Regions from separate parts of the Homo sapiens genome. Here regions 1 and 3 are each linked to region 2. Evidence: chromatin loops called from intact Hi-C (ENCODE). Cell type or tissue: Calu3. All regions are shown on one strand.

Evidence for each region. Peaks named below come from ENCODE experiments on the same cell type or tissue, not always from the same donor. Only the 100,000 strongest peaks of a DNase experiment are listed, where the experiment ranks them.
Region 1: a loop joins it to region 2, with 3.0 times the contacts of the local background. A loop is called at or near these places in 6 of 110 quality-filtered maps.
Region 3: a loop joins it to region 2, with 4 times the contacts of the local background. A loop is called at or near these places in 37 of 110 quality-filtered maps.

The regions. Positions count from the first base shown.
Region 1 is chr7:121,362,920-121,370,919 of GRCh38, forward strand. FAM3C (FAM3 metabolism regulating signaling molecule C) reads right to left here. Exons shown (of 10, transcript NM_014888.3): 6 at 1,211-1,269; 7 at 1-28. Among named protein-coding and RNA genes, the nearest start is that of FAM3C, 29 kb to the right of the region's middle. In Calu3, a CTCF peak has its summit at 4,111 (motif pointing right); no DNase peak of the experiment used is centred here.
Region 2 is chr7:121,740,427-121,748,426 of GRCh38, forward strand. No RefSeq gene overlaps it. Among named protein-coding and RNA genes, the nearest start is that of PTPRZ1, 130 kb to the right of the region's middle. In Calu3, no CTCF peak of the experiment used is centred here; a DNase peak (open chromatin) is centred at 4,135.
Region 3 is chr7:121,991,060-121,999,059 of GRCh38, forward strand. It overlaps PTPRZ1 (protein tyrosine phosphatase receptor type Z1), which reads left to right. Exons shown (of 30, transcript NM_002851.3): 9 at 5,323-5,507; 10 at 6,821-6,947. Among named protein-coding and RNA genes, the nearest start is that of PTPRZ1, 120 kb to the left of the region's middle. In Calu3, CTCF peaks have their summits at 3,742 and 4,030; DNase peaks (open chromatin) are centred at 3,662 and 4,102.

The DNA.
Region 1 (8,000 bases), 380 kb before region 2:
TTAGTGTCTAATACTTCTCCTGTTTTTCCTAAAAGAGATTAAATTCATATCAAATTATGCATCTGAAATATATCATACACTGTAAGACCAATAATCTCATCCAATGATTGATGTGAATTCATTAGCAGAGAAGATGTGAATTCATTAGCATTAGAGAGATGTGAATTCATCTCAAAGAATTACTTTGAGAACTTAAAATCTGAATCATATGCACCTGAAATATATTTTTAAAGGGTAATTTCTTAATAGAACTTTCTCATTAATCTTTTAAGCCGAAGGATAAATAGAAGTTCATTACTGACTGTAGACCATTCCAATTCGGTTAGATATATTTCATCGTTGTTTCCATATTCTCTTATTTTAAAATTACTCAAAAGTAAACCTTTTACAAAAAAGAAGTATCTCCTTGAATCAGATGCCATTTTCTACATTAAATCAGTTTTTACAATAAAACTTACATTAACTTGCCCTATAAAATGTATTTTTTGCTATTAATGAAATAGACAGATGTTGAACCTTTTACCTAAGGAAATGAAGAAAGCAGAAGAACAAAAATTTACCTCTTGCTGTGAAAGTAGTAAAATATATTTTTCTACACTATGAAACTACAGTGGTTTCTAACCATCCTATATATCTTATAACCATCCTACATAGCTTTATGGAATACTTATTGTACCAGAACAGAGAGGATCAATATGCAGTTAGGCCTCACTTTATGGTTTTATGTTTTCAGATTTGATTTTGAAGGAAAATTTGAGATGTTCAGGATTCAATCAACTTATTCATACTAATTAAGCTATCAGAAGAATGTGGCTGATAATGAAAAATTACAATACATTCTTATTCTTTGTTCCTCCCCCTACACCATCCTTTGTCATTTCATACGCCTTTAATCCTGTCAACCTATCTTCCTATTATGTTAGGATTCCAAAATTTGAAGCAAGATTTTATCAATGTGATGTTAGACTGCTTGGTTTCTGACAATCTCATGGAAGCTCTTGCATAGCAAGTTAGGATACTTTCAAGAAACACGCTATAAATTCTTAGACACCAAGTCTCCACCCATAGATTTTTTGCAGGGCAGGGATGGGACAGAGGGCTTTATCATCAAGAGCAGTACTTTCTAACCTGATCCTCTGATAGTGCATTTTACTTTGGGACAGAAAAATACCCAATGATTACATCCATAAGCTAAAATAATTGTTCTTACCATTTGCCAAGGCAACATTGATCCCTCTTCCAACATTATTCTTAACACCACTCATTAAACTGAAGGGGGAGAAATTGAAATAAATTTAGAATTAAATATTGTACAATAACATATCAGAAAAATAAAGTCTTGCAAAAAAAGTTAGGAATATTATACATATTTTCAATTGTTCAGTGCTGCGGAGGAAATTAAAAAGATCTCTACTAAGTCAGAGAAGACAGTCTAATACTGAATAATTTTAAAGCAATGTCCTTAAATAATATTTCACAAATAGAAATACATATTAAAAAATATTAGGCCTGAAATAATAGACCATTTTTGTGCTACACTGCTTCAGATTATTCTTAAAACATGGACATTAAGCATATGTTCTGCATCATTCTTAAGGTATCAAACAAAAGATAATCTCTTTTCTGCTCTCTTCAATACCAGCGTGACATGAAACAGAAGCGAGATACTACCCCCATCATTTAAATCTAAAAGCAAACAGAGTGGGGGAGCACTCTTTCATGAATGTTTTACCTAATTGTGAACATTCTCCTAGTGATTATCACTGTAAAGTTCGTCTACACTAAGAAATATTGCACTCATGAAATCACTGCATTGAATGACAGTCACTTACGTGGTGACTACCTGAAATAATCGACTTCCATGGGCAGCTCACAGACCACTATATAAAGACAATGACACTGTAAAATGGAAGGTACCAGTGACAAATTTGCTGGTTATCAGTTCAGTTTGTTCAATTGCTCAAATTAGAATTATTAAACTAAAATTGTGAGTTCTTTTAACTCAAAACTTCAAGGTAATAGTAATACTCCCAGTGGTGTGCTGTTAACTATTTAACAACTGCTCTGTGTTTAGGAGAGAGAGGCAATATGCACATATGTGACTACACGTGCACACACTTGTCCTTATATAGACAGAATTATATATACACATAGGTACACAATTTATTATAAACTACTAAAAGATGTATAGCACACAATTTCATAAATAAAATCTACGATGTACTTTATTATAAATCTCAGTCGATTCTCACAGAGTATTTTAGTTGATTTTTCAAACAATTCACATCTGCAGCTGAACTATGGTTGCAATTGATGAATGAGCTCAGTTCTAACAAACGTTGGATCTATGTTAATAAGATAAAATAAAGAAAAACAAATAATGGAGATTCATGTTCAAATTCCACTTGCCTGTCAATGATGACTGAATCAGATAATAAGTTTTAAATATTGGAAGACTACTTCCTACATTTTTGGTGCTATCCACCATATAATAGATATAGATAGGACATATTTTTCAATTTAATCTGTGTAATATTTTCTCCCTCACCTCAAGTCTAGAACTTGAGTCTGCAAACTTTTTGTGTAAAGAGAGAAAGCACTAAAGAAGCTATAGGGAGATACATTCAAAAACACTATAAATAAATCAAAAGAAACACTTTTTTAAAATGTTTATGTAACTCATAGGAAGGCAGGAAAATGAGAAAATGAAAACAAATAATAAAATAGACTTAAACCCTCATATATTAATAATTATAATAAATGAAAATAGTTTCAACATACCAAATAAAGACAGAAATTGGCAAAGTGAATTAAAACAGGAACCAACTACACACTGTCTACAAGAAACTCACTTTAAATATAATTATATAGGCAGTGGAAAGTAAAAGGGTAGAAAGAGACATATCATGCAAACATTAATCAAAAGAGAAATTACAATTCAATTATAAAGAAACAACCCAATTTATCAATGGGCAAAGGGTTTCAACAGACATTTCTCCACAGAAGATATACAAATGGCCAATAAGCACACAAAAACATGCTAGACACCACTAATCATCAGGGAAATGCAAATGAGATTTCACTTCACATCTACTAGGCTGGCTATAATCAGTAAGTCAGATAATAACAAGTGTTGGCAAGGATGTGGAGAAATTGGAACCTTCATACACTGCTGGCGGAAATGCAAACAGATGCAGCCACTTTGGAAAACTATCTGGCAGTTCCTCAAATAATTAAACAGAGTTACCACCTAAAACAAAATCCACTCCCTGGGAGTATAAAGAAATCAAAACATATGTCCACATAAAATGTGTACATAAATGTTTCTGTAAATGTTACTCATTATAGTTAAAAAGTGGAAACAACTCAAATGTCTACCAACTAATGAATGAGTAAACAAAATGTGGTATATCCATACAATGGAATATCGTTCAGACATAAAAGGAATGAAGTTCTGATACATGATATAACATGGAGGAAGCCTGAAAACATTATGGTAAGAAGCCAATCACAAAAGACCAAATATTATATACCACTTATATGAACTGTCCAAAATAGGCAAATCTATAAAGACAGAAAGGAAACTAATGGTTAACTTAGGGTTTGGGGGTGGGGAAGTGGGGCAGGACAAGAAAGGCATAGAAGGATATTAGCTAAGGGGTACAGGGTTTCTTTTTGAGGTATAAAAATTTTCTAAAATTGACTGTGGCAGAGATTGCATATATCTGTGAATATAATAAACCACTGACTGTATAATATAAATGAGCAAAATGGACGGCATGTGAATTATATCTCAAAGCTGTTTAAAAGTACTAGCTTGGAGCATATACATTTAAAAGGTTCTATGCTTTACTACTTAACCATTGGCTCAGCTGCATCAAAGAGAAGGAAGTTTCAAAATGTACTGTTCTGTTTCTTTCAGAAATACATTCAATAAGTAAACTCCATCATTAAGAAGTAACTGCTGTGATTAACGGGTTAAGTGCCAGAGTGACTTTTCCAAGTAAAGATCATCAAGGAGTATGATGTGGCATTTTACAGACTGAAATCTATCATAAAGCAAAGAAATAAAGGTAACAAAGAAGCACAATGACATAGGCTTCCCACAAGAGGGCAGCAGCTTATCAATTTTTAAAAACTGAAATTCAAACAGAAAATCTCTAACAAATAAAAAATCCACTGAGATTTAAAATGTATAAAGGTTAGTAACCCTTACTAACACAAGTTGAAATATTTTCTTTTATCCTTCATGAATATAAGGTACCCCTTCCCACATCTCTAGGCAAAATTCTAAAGGAAATGATTATATCATCTGTAGAAATACTCAATATATCCAAATATAGATTTGTTTCAAATAGCTACTTCATGTCCTAGTTATTAGTTATTATCTCTTAAGATGGTTAGTTTAAAGCAGGGCTTGGCAAACTATAGCTCACGAGCCAAATCCTGCCAACTGGTTTTTTGATTTGTTTTACTACTCATGAGCTTAGAATAGTTTTTACATTTTTAAATGGTTACATTTTAAATGATTATGTAAGTACATACATAATAACCTTGATTTTACCTCTTTGCCCTCATAGCCAAAAACATTGATCCCTTGTTAAAAAAAAATCCCTCAAAATAATCTCATATTCTTGCAGCAAACATTACCATTAAAATCAAAAGTAATGAATTATTCCTAATATCAAATTCATACAAATTGAAATCAAATGAATATATGCCTTAGATGAAAATTATAATTGGAACATAAGTTAGTTCTATGGGTGCTCTAACGAGAAAGAAAAAACCTGTAATCCCAGCACTTTGGGAGGCTGAGGTGGGAAGACTGCTTGAACCCAAGACTTCAAGACCACCTTGGGCAACACAATGGGACCCCATTTCCACAAAAATAGAAAAATTAGCTGCATGTGGTGGTATGCGCCTGTAGTCCCAGCTACTCAGGAGGTGGAGGTGGGAAGATCGCTTGAGTCCAGGCATTCAAAGTTGCAGTGACCTAAAATTGCGTCACTGTACTCCAGCCTGGGCAACAGAATGAGACCCTGTCTCTAGGTAAAAAAGAAAAGAAAAAAGAAAAAGTAAAGGAAAAAAAAAAGCTGCAATTACTGTTTTTCCTGAGACCTGAGGTTCATACCTGCGATTTTCTAACTAATGAGACATTTAAAACACATCTTTATCAGCATAATGTATTTTGACTTCAACTACTTATGACCACCATCCTAATTGTAATTATCACCTGTCTGTATCAGAGTTTCTCAAACCCAGCCTCTCATTTTAAGAGCCTGATAATTCTTGTGGATGAGCTGACCTATGCACTGAAAGATGTTTAACAGCATCTCTGGCCTCTACAAGGAGTACCTCCAAAGCTATGACAACCCAAAATTACAATGTTCCCTGGAAAGCAAAACTGCCCCCATTGAGACACACTGATCCAAGATTAGTAGTCTCCAAAGTGAGTTACATGTACTCAGAGCAGGTGCTGTGAAAAGACTAAATTCTCTGCTTGTGTTATTTTTATTATCTACTTATAGATTTTAGTGAATGTATAAGCAATAAAGTCTGTTACCAACAGGGAGGCAGTATGAAAGTGCTGTGGCAGTAACTGGCAATGGCCTTCCAATTGTCCTCTCTATTCCACTTCCTTAATTATTTTACACAGCAACCAGATAACTTTTTTCAATATAAATAAAATCACGACATGCCAGAATTTGAAATCCTTCCACAAGTTCTCAATACACTCAGAAAAAAGTCTCAACCCTTTACCTGCGTGGCCTACAAGTTCCTATGCAGCCTGGCCCTAATTCACTTCTCTCCAGAGCTATCCAATCTTAGGGCCTTCGAGCAGGCTTCTTCCTCCTGCTCGAAGACCAAGGATGGTCTTCCTTTCTATCCCTCAGATCTCAGAATACACATCACTGTCTTAGAAACTGTTCCATAACCCTCAATCTAAAAGTTAGACACCTCTTTCCATCCACTCTCGCCAGTACTCATCACACCCTGCTGCCCTGCAGGGCTGGTATCACAATTTGTTTGTTCATTTTTTGTTGTTGTTGTTGTTTTTTTTTTTTTTTTTTTTTGAGACAAAGTCTCGCTCTGCCGCCCACCCAGGCTGCAGTGCAGTGGTGCGATCTTGGCCCACTGCAACCTCCATCTCCTGGGTTCAAGAGATTCTCGTGCCTCAGCCTCCCAAGTAGCTAGGATTACAGGCCCATGTGCCACCACGCCCGGCTAACTTTTGTATTTTAGTAAAGACGGGGTTTCACCATGTTGGCCAGGCTGGTCTCAGACTCCTGACCTCAGGTGATCCACCCGCTTCGACCTCCCAAAGTGCTGGGATTACAGGCATGAGCCACCACGCCCAGCCTGGTGTCACAATTTATAAGTACGTATTTTTTTTAAGCATCTGTCACCCCTACTAAACTGTAAGTTCCATGACAGGAGGGATTATGCTCAAAAATACTTGCTGAACAGGTGAATAAATGACTCTCAGAAAACTTAAGACTCTTTCTTTGGACTTTAACCTGAGGCTTGGGTATAAAATCCCACCAAGTATTTAATCTCTCATGGTAATGGCAGAATGGTTCCTGAAATAAGGATGGATAGGTGGCCTGCCTCATTTAATGGTTAAAGAAACTGAAACACAAATGCTACATGACACGCCCACCATGCTAGAAGCAAATTCTCTGGCTCTAAGCCCAGTATGTATTTTACCAAGCTCCACTGTCTATGCACTGTTCGCTTTCTGACCTTAGATCTTTAGCTGTTCAACATTAGGCTGAGGGATAGAGAACAGCTTCTAAGACAGTGATGTGTACTCTGAGAACCAAAGGTCAAGAAGGAAGACAGCCAAGTGAAGAGTGAGGAAAGACCATCCTAGACAGAAGAGTATACTCTAAGGCCCCAAGATCAGGAAGATCTGGAGAGAAGTGAATAAGGGTCAGGATGTGGGTAAACAGTTGAGCTTTTTTTCTGAGTGTGTTTTGTTGTTTACGGTTTTAATCTGTGAATAAAAAACCTGCTAGTAAACAGTCTGATCTCTTCTTCTCTGAACTAAAATTCACATGCATCAAGGGGGCAGAATAGATGTCCAAAATCATCCATGGGTTAGGTATTCTAAAAGAACTTTGTTCCTGTGATTTAGAATCAAATTTGGGGTCTATTTAACCAAACAAGATAAAGAGTGGAAATGAGAATGTTTTCAAAAACCTACAAACTTCTAAAATGCAAGTGCCTTATTATGCATCAGTAAAACAGGACTATTCTAATGAGAAATCAGAAGACAAATGGATTAACAATAAATCATCATTAGAATACGGGAAAATAAAGGAAATCAGTACAGACCTTAATGATCATCTAGCTCAAGCCCTTAATTTTACAAGAAAAGTGTTGTCCCATGAAGCTCAATAAACTTCTTACAGCTAACTGCCTGCAAAAGAGGCTAGGATAAAAATTTAAGAGCTTCAATATTAAAAAGAAGAGGCACATAAACAGCTAGGAAAAGCTGCCTAGGTCTCCTCTTTGCTATAAAATTATCTCTTTATTCTATATAATTCGTGACAAATTTATTATTTTATATTAAATTTAAATAAGCCCCCATGTCTAGTTTTCTAGGCAATAGCATATTAAAAGCAACCAACTAAAAGTAGGATTTGCAATTTCAGCAGCAGGAACTTGCGAGCAACAGTTGACACTGAGGTAGGATATCAAAAATCCTAAAAACCATCCTTTAGAAAGCATCTCAACATAGGAAACCATTCAGCTTAGAGGCAAGCAGTTTGTGCTGCAATGGAACTGAGGTTATCACTGGATCATTTCACACTTCAACAAGTAGCACTCAAATATTTTAAATGAAAGACGTTGGATTTCATTTAAAATAAAGAGAACACATTCATTGTCCAGGGCAATGTTGCAAATAGGATTTCTGCCACGATGAAAATGCTCTCTCTGCTGTTCCATTTGGTGACCATGAACCACATGTGGCCACTGAACACCTGAACTGCGGT
Region 2 (8,000 bases):
ACATATATAGTTTTATCTATATTTTAATTAAATGTATACACACAACTATATATGTAATATATGTGTATGTCTATATATAGTATATATATACTATATATAGTATATACACACATATATCTACTATATATGTCATATATATGATATATCTACTATATATCATATCTACTTTAATATATAGTATATATAAAATATATATAAGATATGGTATATCTACTATATATCTACATATATAGTAGATATATATACTATATATCTACATATATAGTAGATATATATACTATATATCTACATATATAGTAGATATATATACTATATATCTACATATATATGTAGATATATATACTATATATCTACTACATATATCTACATATATAGTAGATGTGTCTACTATATATCACATATATAGTAGATATATATGTGATATATAGTAGATATATGTGTGTATACACGATATGATTATACACACTCTGAGTTAAATGTATAAATTTTCAGCCATATTTACAAAATTTTTTAAAAGAAGCACAGAGCCCAGCCAGTGTTTCAAATGCGTTAACTGCCTAATAAAAGCATTTTCATTCACATTTAACATGCTTTGTTGAGTTGTTGAGTTACTGAGTGTTAATATGGCAGGCTTTCTGCTAGGCACTAGATACCACCATAGGTGGTCAAGGCACATTGATAGGGTCCCTGATTCCAGTGGGTTGTAAGGTTATAACAGGGATATTTAAACTAACTTGACTCTCAGAGTGAATTAACGCCTCGGGCTTCATAGGCAAGCCTTAATATATCAGTGGAGAGAAAAAAAAAAACACTATACAAAAAGAAGGAAAGAAGAGAGGGGCAAGAGTGGATGTAGTAACACTTCACCAACAATTATCCTGACTATTTCCAGGATATTTTGTATCTTACACAGCCAATGCTCATGCCTGACCTAATTCTAAAAGGAAAGTTAATGGGGACGACCATGAATGGCAACAGCATGGCTCACTGAGTTTTCAAGAGCTGATTCAGTCTGCCCCAAGGAGGTTCATCTTGCTGGTTAAATCATATCTTTTGAGAATCGGGAAAATTCAAGATGTTTGATGCTTGTAATACCGGTTACTAAAAGCTGGTCCTAGTTTTTAATCTATATTTTAATTAAATATAATTTTTATGACAAAACGTTTGTAATTTATAGCAGTTTTCTCACTCAATTATTTGAGTATAACAGGAGAGAGGATGCTATTTTTCTATGCTGCAACAATACTCATTTATAGGGGCTGTTAATGGTTTGGGGTATTTCACATACCTAACTGCAAGCCATATAATATTATAATGAGGTACTAAGGACCATTATTAATTTAATAATTCAAAGTTTAAATGCTGCAAAAAGAGCAACATTGAACAATTATTCCAGTTCCACAAATTATCTGTAGTAAAATTTCATTGAATTAATTTAAATTTTCTGAAGGAATTGCTGAGACTTGATGCAGCAGGTTATGGGGAGAGTGGGGTGGAAATTTTCATAGTTTGAGCCAAGGAATTGCTCAAGAGAGAACCCACAAGAAAATGTATGTTCTTATTCTAACACAGGACTTTGCATAGGTAGAGATGTTTCCTTAATTTGGATGCAGTCCAGAGCCTTGAAAAGCATTATTTATCAGTTGAGTCATTATGGGCTTCAGCTAAGAGGCTCATAGTTCATTACAGGAAGCCTTGGGAAAATGATTTCATGGCCAAGTTCCATATAAATTACAGCACAGGCTAACAGTAATATTCAGTAATAGTAGTCACCTAAACATTGTTAAGAATTTCTAATCCTAGGAAACAACATGTCATTGCTATGCCAGGTTTTCTTATGTAAACATGTTCATCCTCTGCATGAAATTGCTCTTCCTTCTGCCTGAAATGCCTTCCCCTCATTCTGCCCATGAAAAGCTTCTATTTTTCCTCCCATTTCATCTCATGACTTTCCTCTAAAATGTGCTCCTCAGGCCTTTCCTTTTTCTATTTTCCAACTGAACATTCTAACAAACTCCATTAAAGTACTTTTACTGCTGTATTCCAATATTTGATGGCATGTTTGTTCTAGACTGTGAACAACTTGAAGGTAGAGATCATGTTTTTGATTTTCATCATTCTAGTACCCACTGGAGTGGCACATAAGGAGAGCTCAATTCTATTTGTTGAATTTACTTTTGTTAATTAATTTTTATTTTTATTTGAAGTTCCAGGGTACATGGGCAGGATGTGCAAGTTTGTTACACAGGTAAACGTGTGTCATGGTGGTTTTTGGTACCTATCAACACATCACCTAGGTATTGAGCCAGCATACATTGACTATTTTTCCCAATGCTCTCCCTCCCCTGACTCCACTCCCTGACAGGCCCCAGTGTGCGTTGTTCCCCTCCCTGTGTCCATGTGTTCTCATTGTTCAGCTCACTTATAAGTGAGAACGTATGGTGTTTGGTTTTGTTTTCTGTTCCTGGTAGATTGCTGAGGATAATGGCTTCCAGCTCCATCCATGTCCCAGCGAAGGACATTGTCTCATTTGAATTTACTTTTAAGATATTGAGTGGGTCAAACCAGGTCACTAGGTATCAGTTATAATGAGAGATTTTTATTTGGGTTTTTCCTCCCGCATCTCCATTCTGGTTAATTGTATAACCACCACATCCTTCACTCAGAAGGCTCCACACAGTGGCAACATTCCAGTGGGTGCTAATAATGGACAGGCACTAATGAGGAGGACAAGAAGGAGAAGAGGACCTCGCAGATCATAAAAAGACGATCACATGCAAAGGGAGGGTGGAGCACGGAGCAGGAAATGGCAGATCTGACATTTTGTTAAAGGAAGTTAGACTCGATTGTGGGCACTGAGACTTGAAGAGTTGAATGGATTTTAATTCGCTTGAAAAATAAAACAGTAGAGATTACAGAGGGAGAGCTTGTTAAGCAGTAAAGATGATGTTTACTTTTTAAAAAGTGTTCATCTTGAATAAATTACACAAAGAGCTAAACCAGAGGTCATGTGCTATTGATCAGTGGGCCTTACCCAGCTCCAAATGTGTATCATTTTGCTCATCCATTGTTTGAAATAGGGCAAATTTAAAATTCAAAAGATTTCACATAAAAATCTAAGTTTCTGAAACTTCTTTAAAAATGTGGAAATCTGGTGAAGCTTTGTCCACATGGTGACACCCTTGAGGAGAAAGCAGAGAAAGGCAGTGAAGATTGTAGGAACTGGAGTCAAACTGCTTCTGTCTAAAGCCAGCTCTACCTCCATGCACAGAATACTTCCTAAAATGAGACATGCCCATTCACATCAAAATAATAGCAAATGCTACTTTTAGTGATAGCATTATAGTTTTTAAGCATTTAAAAATTATTTTAAAATATTGCTTTTTCCATTTTATTTCTTCTTTTTAAAATGTCTTTTGGATGTTTTATAAGATGAATTAGTTAGAACATATTGTACATATACACATAGATATATGATCTCCACACAATAAACATATCTTTAAGTCTCCATTTTATCAGTTAAAAAGTATGCATGTTTCAAGATCTTTTCAAAGACATTTTATTTACATTAAATTTAAAATTACATGGGTTTTATGGGTAAATATCCTTTAACAAAGACCTGGAAGTTTCTGTAACCTCTTGTAAAACTAACTTGTTTGTTTTATGAATTCTTCAAGATAATGCAATTCATACTAAAGAAAGTTGAAGAGTACTAAATGTATACTTCAGTGCCTATATCAACCAGCAAATATAAATTCTAATCCTCTTGTCTCCTTCCCTCAATTTGGTTTCAGGGACCTGTCTGTTCAACCACAATAGTCCAAAACTTTGAACATTCTCTTTCCTTAACAAATTATTTAAAATGCAGCCACTAAAAAGACAGTTCTCTCTGGAAGCAAAGGATTGAATTACCTCACATGATCTCTTCTTGCCTATAATTGAAAAACCCCTTTGAACAAGTAGAATCATGGAATTTATGCTTGATTTATTTCTAGTCTTGATTGTTAATCATCACCTCTAACCACACATCGAAAACTGAAAGGGAATGGGCATGAATCAAGTCTTTCAACACCTTAGAGAGAGGTTTCATATAAATACAAGGTACTATTCATAGATACCACACCTTAAATGACTTTCTTCTTTCAATAGAAAAGAAAACGAAATAAAGCCCAACCCCAAAAGCCTGCTGATCAGCTCGACTACCAGGGGACACTGATTATAGACTACAGGACTTTAACCTAGCTATTTGGCACCATTAGAATGTTTGATCTTTCAGTTACTAGAGTTTAAATGAGATTTAACACCGAATTAAACTTGTGTCTATTTAAAGTACAATTTTTGAGCCTCTTAACTTATTGTAAATACAATAGCATTATGCCAAACCCTCAAAGTATAATAACCTTCTTCCCCACCCTGGTATCTTCTGAGAAGTTCAGCAGAAGACTGTACCCACTTACTAAGTTTGAATCTTTTGTACTCCAGTTCTTTTCTGACCTCCAGATAGGTTTTCAACACAACCTTGGTCACCCGAGCATTTCTTTTAATAGAATACACCCTTCAGGATAGCAAAGTTAAATGGGCACATGGTGAAGCCTGGCTGTCCATGTTCACTACCAGCTCTGTCACTGAGTAGCTGTCCAAACTTGGCCAAGTTCCTTAATCTCTTTGTGGTTTTCTTCACTCCTTTGTAAAAAGAGAAGGATAATGTTACCTACCTCCTAGTACTGTGAGAATTAATCAGGCGATCTTTATTAAAGGTCTGAGTGCATATGTCCTTGCAATGCTACCCCTCCACTGGAATGCAAGCATTTGCAGGCTCAAACCCATGTCCAGCACAGTGTATGTTCACTGAATATTTGTTAAATGAAGATCTTTTATTTTTACAAGGTCTTTATAGATTCAGAAATACATATATTTATGGCATTTATTATATGCCAAACACTGTTCTAAGTACTGTACAAATATTCACTCATTTAATCCTAAAAACATCCCTATAAGGAAGGCAATAATATCATCCTATTTTCCAGAGGAAGAAACTGAAACACAAATAATTCAGTCAATTTGCCTGAGGTCACCTGCTCTTAAAGAAAATTCACACCCAGACAGTCCTGCTCTTGAGTCCATGGTGCACTATACAGACTTCTCAAACCTCAGTGTACATAGGAATCTCCTGGAGAGCTTGTTAAATATGTATTTTAAAGTCTAGCCTTTGATATTTGAAAACAGGAAGTTGACGTTGGGGTCCAGTAATCACTATTTCTGCCAGGACCTAGGGGATTCTGGTGCAAGTTACCCTTAACCTACACTTTGAAAAAACACTAGACTAAGATAATGGTAAAACATTAGTCTGATCACTACACAAAATGAATGGCATGGATGAGAATAAGCTAGACTTTAGACCAACATGATACTTAATAACATTGAGCCAAAGATAATACTTTTATTCCATTTTGGAGTTATGTCTGGGCTGTGACATACCTCTGTATGAAATGACAGATAACAGAAAATATATCAGAGCCAAATGATGGAGTGGCAGTAAAATACCAATACTGAAATGCTCAACCAAGAGGCAGTGTAACCTGTACATGTGCAGACAAGAAACCAACATAGCTTTGATGAGAGTTATTCGAAGTACTGCCATTTCTTCATGGTAAAGAAATCAAGCCTTTCATTTAGTCATATTTAGAAACCAGCTGAAATTCTCTGTGTCCATTCTAGACATTTAAATGAAAAAATGTGGAAATGCTTGTATAGCAAGGAGGGCCACACAATCAGGCTTGATTTCTGACAGGAAGAAAAACTACATGGTATGGCTGACTTCAAAATGCTCATTTTTATGCATTTAATGTTCTAAAACTGAGATGTGTTTTACAATCAGTGTATTCATTAAATGGGGTAGTATTTTTCCCTTTCCATTCAAAATAGTACCTTAGGATTGAAAAGTACATAATAATTTACTTTTGAATTTACTTTTTAGGTGACACAGATTACAAAAAAAATTATAAAGCATAATTTTAAGTCGTAATAAAAAGAAAATTGTTTGCAACTACTATTTGTTTTTGAAAAGCTAAGCAAGTCTGTCATGATTTTTTTAACACATAAATCAAGATTTAAATATCAAAATATAGAGTAACAAAGTAAAGATGAGTTAATTCACCACAATTTAAATTTTTCTAGGGGTGGCCATTTGCAAACTACAAATAATCTTTGTTTATATGATCTCTCTCCAGCTCCCCTTACCTCTGAGTCTTCAAAGTCCATTTTAACACTCCATATGCCTTTTTACTCATGGTGGGGAGGTTTGTTTCAGTTGAGTATTATCTCTGACATAAAAAATAATCACATAACTATAATAAAGAAAAATCATATTACTTGATTCTAAAGAGAAGCAGAGAAGCTGTTTTTCCATTTAAAACCACTGACTGGGGATTAATGAACTAGAATCCATATTGTTTAAAAAGTAATTGACTTTAGGTTTTTAAAATAGAAACATATCAAATTTACCTTTAAAAAGAAAGTTAAAACATGACTTCTCAATATATGTACCAAATATGCAACAAGTAGAGAGTTCCCCCTAAGTTGCCCCAGACTAGTGTTAAAAATGATGTCACAAAAACAGCTACAGAAGAGAACATCTCTGGCTCTGTCGCCACCACTTCCAAGGACATACCAACTTTCTCCTTAAATTGATTTTGTATGTCCAGGTTTCACATATTCACCAACCGGTTCTCTTGGTGTCTCTATAGTACGTTATTTTCCTGCTGATAGTTCCAGTCAAGGCTACCCATGTCTGCCAAGGCTCTATTGTCCCTAATTATTTCTTTAAAGCCAACCTTCTGCTGCTGATATCTACGAATATGTGGACCAAGATCCACAAATACCTGATGTTTCAGGGCCTTCAGCTATGTGTCAAGAAGCCTGCCATTTGTCAGCACAGCCTACTCATAGCTTAGCTTTCACTTATAAATGAGAGCATAAAGTACTTGGTTTTCCATTCCTGAGTTATTTCATTTAGAATAACGGCCTTCAGCTTCATCCAAGTCGCTGCAAAGGACATTGTTTTGTTCCTTTTTATGGCTGAGTAGTATTCCATGGTATATATATACCACATTTTCTTTATCCACTCGTTGATCAATGGGCACTTAGGTTGATTCCATATCTTTGCAATTGTGAATTGTGCTGCAATAAGCACACATGTGCATGCATCTTTTTCATATAATGACTCCTGTTCCTTTGAGAAGATACTTAATAGTGGGATTGATATACCAAATGGTAGATCTACTTTTAATTCTTTAAGAAATCCCCATACTGTTTTCCATAGAGGTTGTACTAATTTACATTCCCACCAGCAGTGTATGAGTGTTCCTTTTCACCACATCCACGCCAACATCTACTGTTTTTTGACTTTTTAATAATGGTCATCCCTGCAGGAGTAAGGTGGTATTTCACTGTGGTTTCAGTTTGCATTTCCCTGATGATTAGTGATGTTGAGCATTTTTGGCCATTTGTATCTCTTTTGAGAAATGTCTATTCATATCATTTGCCTCCTTTTTGATGGGATTAATAATTTTGTTACTGATGTATAACTCTAGGTAACAACAGCTAACCCAAAAGAACTAATTTTATTACCAAAAAAATGACTTTTATCTTGGGCAAGCATAATCTTGATGAAGATGAAAAAGCGTTATTAAAATGAACCAGGGTAAAAAAAAAAAAAAAAAAGAAACAATAAAAATGATTTGTTCCTTTTATACCGGGGTTCTTTCTTAAAACAAAGTAAAGCGAAGAAGAACATGGTGTCATAATGCATTTTGAAAATGTAGTAAAGTTTTCAAGTGGGCTAAAGCCTCTAAAGAGAATATCATATATCAAAGGATAAGCAAATAATCAGAGCCCAGTAGAATAAAACTGATTTAGCACAGGTTTTTAAAAAATTCACGCATCATCTTCAAAAGTAGGTTACTTACAGCTCTGGGATTTAACAAAACTATTTACCCTTC
Region 3 (8,000 bases), 250 kb after region 2:
CAGCACCAATACTTATTAGTCATATAAAAATTGTCAACTTACTTAAACTCCCCAAGCTTCAGTTTCTTCACCTATAGAATGGAAAAGTTAAAAATGGTCACCCTATAGGGTTGTGGTGAGGTTTAAATGACCTAAAATTTGCAAAGCAGTACAGTCCCTTGAATGTAACGTGCTACTGACTCATAACTAGTATCATTGTCATGTGTATATATGGACAGCCAAGATATCACAGTGAGTATGGTATACTATTCAAGTTTTTCATGATTAAGGTGTTCTTAAATAATTGTTGAATAGAATTATGGATGCACTTCAAATCTCATTTGCTAGCATTGTAATATATTTAATACAAACTTAAAAAAACAAAAACAATAAAAGATAAAATAGTTGTCAGGACAGAGTAGCATAAAGGGAGTGTCTTTGTAGCATAATATTTTGACCTATGAGAAATTTTGTACAATTTCCTGAAAAAACGTCATAATGAATTATACATTAGTAGACTTACCTTCTTGAAGGTCAGTGGGTTGTTACTAGCATTTGTTAAGGTCACATGTATGTAAACACTGTACTGCACCTATGTTTTAAAAAGTGAAATGAATATTATTTACTTCTTGGAAGATTATATACTACAAATTGAACTGTTGATGAAGTCACTCTGGGTCCCTAAAGACTGAGTGAAAGAGGTAGAATTAGAAAGACTTCTTTTGGCTATTAATCTAAAGTGAATATGTAATCATTCAGAAGTACAAAACAGGGATAGATCTTTTCCAATTACATTCAGCATTTGTGTCAATGTTTACATTAGTTGTTTTAGGATCTGCTACTGCCTGAGGAGAAGTCACAACCTCATTGGTTACCTTCTGGGTCTGTAAGTCATTCAGCTTTTCTCTCAGCAGTCATTGTCTTACTACTTTTAAAAATGAGGCTCATAAACTTCAAATAAGGAAGTGGTGGACTTATTAGCATGTATTTACGAAGCACTTTTGGCATGAGCTGTGTTATACTGTACAGAACTTCAAATTAGTGGGAAATAACTGAGTGAGACCTAGTGTAGTCTCAGGTAATTATGACATTTTCTCTGCCACTCCCTAAGAATCACCTCCCTGCCATTTCGTATCAATCCATATTTTACTCAGAATACCTGAAGCTAAGACTGCGCCTTTTCCCTCAGGGCAGATTGTGCTTCTTCCAAGGCAGGCTAGAGAGGAACAGAAGTGGAAAGAATCTCCTATCTCCCCTTGGTCATCTGCATCAACTTTCTTGATTAACAAAGATTTGTCACAGCCAAGGAATGCATTTGCATTTCTCTGTCTCTTTTCTTTTTTTCTTCATCATTCAGTGCTTTGCTTATTAATATTTTAGCACCGGTTCCACAGATCACATCCATTCCTACGTACTAGGTGTTCACTCTTCATTTAAGTAATGAGAGGATGAATGATAAAGCACAGGACTTTGTGTCAGCTAAAAGTTTAAGAAGCTTATACCATTTTTAGTAGGAAATGTGTATAAATTTGAAAAGAATTTGGCCTAAATGGCAGAATTTTTCATAAGTTTTTTATACATTCCTCTATCAATGGAGTGCAGAATTTAGAATCTAAAACCACTCGTTACATCTGAGAGCTTACTAAATCTAAGTGTTTGAAAGCTATCACAGGAATGAGCATCCTAAAGGCTGAGACACTATCTTCTTCTTCTGTATGTCTAGAGTGCCTAGAACCAAGCAGATGAGAGTGGAATGCCAAAAATAAGTTTTTAAAGCAAGAACATGTATAGCTCCCTGATAAAGGAGACTACATTCTCATTCTTTATAGTGAGGATTCTTTGCTCACTGCTCATGTATGGTGCAGTGCCATTTACTTGTACTCTACGTGACTTGACGTGGGCCCCAGACTCACAGCCAGAAGCCTGCACTAACCAGTAACTAGGTTCTCCTTCTTAGCCAGTGTGCCCTGAAGAATCAGTAACTATGACCCAGATCACATGTAGACATGGAAAGGAATCAGTATGTGAGATATAGGCCTGAGGGAGAGAATGAAGCTTCAACAGTTTCGAACTCCTCATGATCAGGAAAATTATATTTTTGTTACTATTTTACTTTATAGTAGCTTGTATTTGATGTCTGAGTACATATTGATCTGGAAAAATGTTATTGATTTTCAATCCAGAAAATGTACTTTACAGAGTAGGTATGCTTCTAATAAGATAATTGGGCTGGCCGGGTGCGGTGACTCATGCCTGTAATCCCAGCACTTGGGGAGGCTGAGGTGAGAGGATCACGAGGTCAGGAGATCGAGACCATCCTGGCTAACACGGTGACCATCCCGGCTAACACAGTGAAACCTCATCTCTACTAAAAATACAAAAAAAAAACAGCCGGGCATGGTGGTGGACACCTGTAATCCCAGCTGCTCGGGAGGCTGAGGCAGGAGAATGGTGTGAACCCAGGAGGCGGAGTTTGCAGTAAGGCGAGATTGTGGCACTGCACTCCAACCTGGATGACAGAGCGAGACTGTCTCAAAAAAAAAAAAAAAAAAAAAACACAAAACAAAAAACAAAGATAATTGGGCTGATTTCAATAGGAAATATATGCAAAACCTGGGAAATTTAGTGTCTATTAATCACTTCTTCTATGGTCATTCCATGGTTTGAACACCAAATAGTGTGTATGGAATTAACTAAATTGTTATTTAAAAGATTCAGCTCTATCTTATAGAAAGGAAACCCTTTGGCAAGATCATAAACTACATATAGAAATATAGGCTTTTCTGTTAATAACATTCTAAAGTATGTATGTTTTTTTCACCATAAGAGCCTGTGTCTCCACATCTAAAATAAAAGATTTACCTGAAGCTTGATAGCATACAACTATATTGTTGATTAACAATAAACACAGGTATTTAAAAAGTAAATTTCTAATTAAAATATAAACTCAAGCTATTAAACAAATAACTAACAAACTCTTACAGATTTACAAGGAGGAGAACAAAGAAGTGAAAACTTATGGGCAAGAAAATATAACTTTCTTTTTGGAGCTCTACTTTATATTAATGTTGATTCATAAATTTTGACACGTCTACTGATTGCTACTACTAAGGCGAGACAAACATAGACATCCAACCAAAGTCGTTTCTGCTGCTTAGGCAGTAGTCCTTTGGATGTTTTGCAATGAATCCTTTATTTTTTTCTTAAGAGATTGTTATGCTTTGTATGTATGCATAAAATTAATGCATTTCTTTTTTTTTTTTTTTTTTTTTTTGAGACGGAGTCTTGCTCTGTTGCCCCGGCTGGAGTGCAGTGGCGCAATCTGGGCTCACTGCAAGCTCCGCATCCCGGGTTCACGCCATTCTCCTGCCTCAGCCTCCCGAGTAGCTGGGATTACAGGCGCCCGCCACCACGCCTGGCTAATTTTTTGTATTTTTAGTAGAGACAGGGTTTCACCGTGTTAGCCAAAATTAATGCATTTCCAAACAGTTTCATCTTGAAGTGTATAGTTCACTTTAAATCATTCCCATTCTGTAAAAAGTGGAATTGATTTTTGGAGGACGAAGTCTACAAATGATATTGTCCAGAGTCACTTCCAACTTTTCTAAAAGTGAACTTGGGATTCATTAGAAGCAAGAACGAGCTTGTTGCTCCAATGATAGAAACGTGAATAGCTCACTTGAGACAATTTGAAGGTCTTCTGCCATCTGGTGGACATCAGTAGAAGTCTCACTCAGTAGAGTAACATCATGTAGTATACACCTAAATTAAAATATATTTTCTTATTCTGAATTCATGTTTTTTGACAATGAAATAATTTTTCTTTTATTTCTAAAGGAACACCCCAACCTAAGCCCTCCCTAAACAAAAAATAACATCAAAGGTTTGAAGTGAAAAATAATTTCTAACTGATATAAAGCTATACATGTATTTATTTGTAAAAGGTATATATATATATTCATATTTCCTAAATAATTTCTGTACCACTGCTAGCATACTGTACATATGCTATGCCATTGCTATCATATTGTACATATGCTAAAATTGTGACTACTAAGTATTATATGTAAAATTTGTTTCCATTTGTAAGACCAATTGTTAGTTGTGGGTGCCCTCCGGTGTTCATGAGGTGAACTGCAAACTAGCAGAGACAAGTCATTTTGGTCACAATCGGCGGCAGTTGTTAACATATTTTTGAGTCCTTGTAATTGTTGTATCAGTGATGACTGATTTACCTAAGTCTACTGCATGCTCTCATTGAGTGGCTTTGTAACTTCAGGTGTCACCTGAAAACAAGTAAGTATATTAATTAATATTCAGCCTGAGAGATCTTTCTCTCCCTCTGCTTTGCAAATCTGGCCCATGAAGAGATATTTATTACTCTGCTTCGTTAGTAAAATATCATAAAATGTTATAGTTTTTCTTTTCCAAATTAGTCCAAACTATCACATTATAAGTGCATTTTGGAAAGTACCAGGGCACTCTCTGATGGGACTAAATTTGGGGCATGATTCCCAGCATGGGCCTGAATTCATTTTAAGAAGTCTCTGAATGATTTTTCATAATACTACTTTTTCAGATGAGACAAACAAGTCTCTTAATTCCCTAAAATTATTTTCTTAATTTACTTATGATAACAAAATGGGATTTTTGTCAGCACGTCTGAAAAATACTGAAATGGCAATTTTAGGTTTTCTTTGGTTTTCTCTGGTTGGGAATTTTAAATTAGTTCAAGGATTGTCTAATAACAAAATGTTCCGATAATAGTATGTCTTTCATAATTGAAATTATCCTCATCCTGAACTGAATATATTTTCAGGTACCAAACAAGAGAAATTAAGTCATCATGAGCTTGCAGATATTCTTTGTTCATTTATTTCTAAAAATGAATCTGTATGCCAGGTATATTCAAAACAATGTTCTAGGCAATATAGAACTACAGAGCTATGGTTCTTATGTTTATAATCCACTAGAGGAGTCAAGATTCATTCAGGAAAAATACAATACGAAAGTATGCAAATAATGCAGTAATAATGATAAAATAGGCAATTGACAATGACAGAGATCACTTCAGTAGAGATTAATGTGAGTAATGAAGGAGGTAGCATTTGACCAAGACCTTTCCAGAATGGAAAGCTGGGATTTGAACAGATAGAGTTAAGAGGGGTGGAAAGAGTATTTTAGATATAGGAAATGGAATAAGCAAAAGCTCCACAGTGGGAAAGTGTAACTTTTTACTTTACATTGAAATAAAACACAATAAAATTTTTATAGAATATGTTTTATTTATTCAAGTCCTCAAGGCTAAGTTCTATCAACAACTGTACTTTTTTCTCTCTGAAGTTTGTAGTTCAGAACCAGAAAATGTTCAGGCTGACCCAGAGAATTATACCAGCCTTCTTGTTACATGGGAAAGACCTCGAGTCGTTTATGATACCATGATTGAGAAGTTTGCAGTTTTGTACCAGCAGTTGGATGGAGAGGACCAAACCAAGCATGAATTTTTGACAGATGGCTATCAAGACTTGGTAACTATATGATCAGTTGTTTTACATAGGGTAACATTATAATTTAATTTCCAAGGTAAGAACTTACAAATGGTTGTATATTATTTTCCTCCATTACTTTTAGACTTTATGTGAAGGTGGGGTAGGCTGAGTATTTTTAAATTTAAAAAAAAATTTTAAATTAGAAGCTATACTAAATTATGTTTAAAGTTACATTTAATTAAATGGATATCATAACTTTGCCAACAATAACACTATAGAGTAGATACATATGACTTATGAACTGGAGATCATTTAGTGTGGCCTTTCTTAAGATTTCAGTTGTAGAATAGTGCCAGAATCTCAGTGCCCTGATACATTTTATATTGTGTCTTCCATTACGCTATATCAGCACAGGAAAAGTAGAGTAGGGGACATACAAGTCCTCTTTGTTGCACCAAAAAATTTTCAGATAACAGCTGGGAAGTCATGATTGGGTCAGAACTTTGGGGATGTAAGAAAACATTTCTTACAAAAAGATCCACCCCTGCCTCCCTCCACCAGCGCATGCGAATAAAGTACAGATTCCCTTTGTGGCCTGAGCATGTCAGTATTAAACTTTGCTCTGGTAGGGAAGTGTTGGCCATAGATTAGGGTGTAGTTGACAAACCTTCATCTGGATGTAGGTCCAGAAAGTCCCCACTGCAGGTTAAAGGACACTGGACTCTGCACTCAGGCACCTAGAGTCCTGCAAGTCCTGGGAACCTGCATTTAAATAAAAATGCACTATTAATTATGTTTCATATCATGTGGACAAAATGGATAAAATTTTAGTAACCTTTTAATTCAGTTGCCTGGAATATGGAGACACAATGACCTGGGAAAATCGTGAAATAAATAGTAATAAAAATGTTTATTTCATAATTACGTGAAGAAGATAATTCTATTACTGTTCTTGCATATATATTGTCAAGAAAAAGAGATAACTTAGTTGTTCACTTTTTCACATTGCTCCTTGTTTGCAAATGCCCCCCATTTATTTGTCTAAAATATTAATTTTTAGTTTGTAGTACTAATTTATGAATTTGATGAGTTCTGGCTAAAAATGAAACTTCCTGAAACTAAATCTGATTTTTAAAAAGCAAAAAAAAAAAAAAAGCCTAGCTTTCCAGTTCTTCATAATTCACAAATACCACAAGTTTAACTAAGCAACATTGCATAAACTTTTCCTTAGGTTAATAAAATAGAAGTATTTTCCACGGACCAGGGAGAAAAAGTTTTCTAGGAAAGATACCTAGTGTGTTGGTAGTCCTATGAGAATAACATTTGTATAATTACTAACATCTTTCTTTTAGGGTGCTATTCTCAATAATTTGCTACCCAATATGAGTTATGTTCTTCAGATAGTAGCCATATGCACTAATGGCTTATATGGAAAATACAGCGACCAACTGATTGTCGACATGCCTACTGATAATCCTGGTAAGTGCCACCAGATACATCTATATATTAACTCAATAAATGAGGTTAGTTTAATTACTGTATGCATTGATGCTTTCTCTCTATATTCTTTTGGCCAAAAGGCAAAGTGATTTTCTCTTAAGTCTGGATTGCCGGGTAATTTTTTGGGGCATGGGACCCATTTCTCATTCAGCAGGTCTGGTGCCAGACAATAAGTAAACTTATCCTTAATATTGGAGTTTACCATTTGTAAAATAAGAGTGACTAAACATATTTATAACATTGTAATAATCATTAAATGAAAATTGCTATGTAAATGTTGAGACTGTTATTTTGGATAATTAAGAGTTGGTTTAATTTGTATTTATTTCCTCTTTTCAGCCCCCAAAGCATTATGTAGTAAGTGTATACATGATCCTAAGACCATGTGAGGTACTTTCAAATATCTATACAAAGCATCTCAAGAGTTTGTCTTAGATCTATTTTTCTACTTTTTATAATTTGGTTATGGGGAGTGGGGTGTTTTCCTCTTGGTTGATTGCCCTTACTCTTCCCAAAAATAAGACAAACAAAAGTTGTTTCTACTTGTGTTTTATTTGCATGTACCTTCTCTAAATGTATGGGAAAATCTTTTGATCTTAGAGCATATGCAATAACTGAATCAAATGCTGACCATCATAATTTGACAATTTACAAGTTTACATAATTAAGTTAGTTTTCCTCTTGTTAGTGTAAGCAGTTTTAAATAATAGAATAGACGTGCATATATGTATATATACATATGTATAATCACATACATCTGCATAAATACATACGTAAATATATATATTCTTTGGTCATCCATATTAGGAGCCTACTCATTGAAACTTTTACAAATTTTAATGTAAGTGAGTGGTTACAAATTATATTAATTATAGCCTATTTTAGTTTTACCTATGGCAGGAAAACTGATGTGCACGGTTTGCATTGTTGTCTAAATGCTGTAGCAGGGACTTTAATCCAACATGAGCTTAAATAAAGTACTTGCTCATTGATCACCTTACCATAGCTGTTCTTACTAGTTGACTTTTTAAG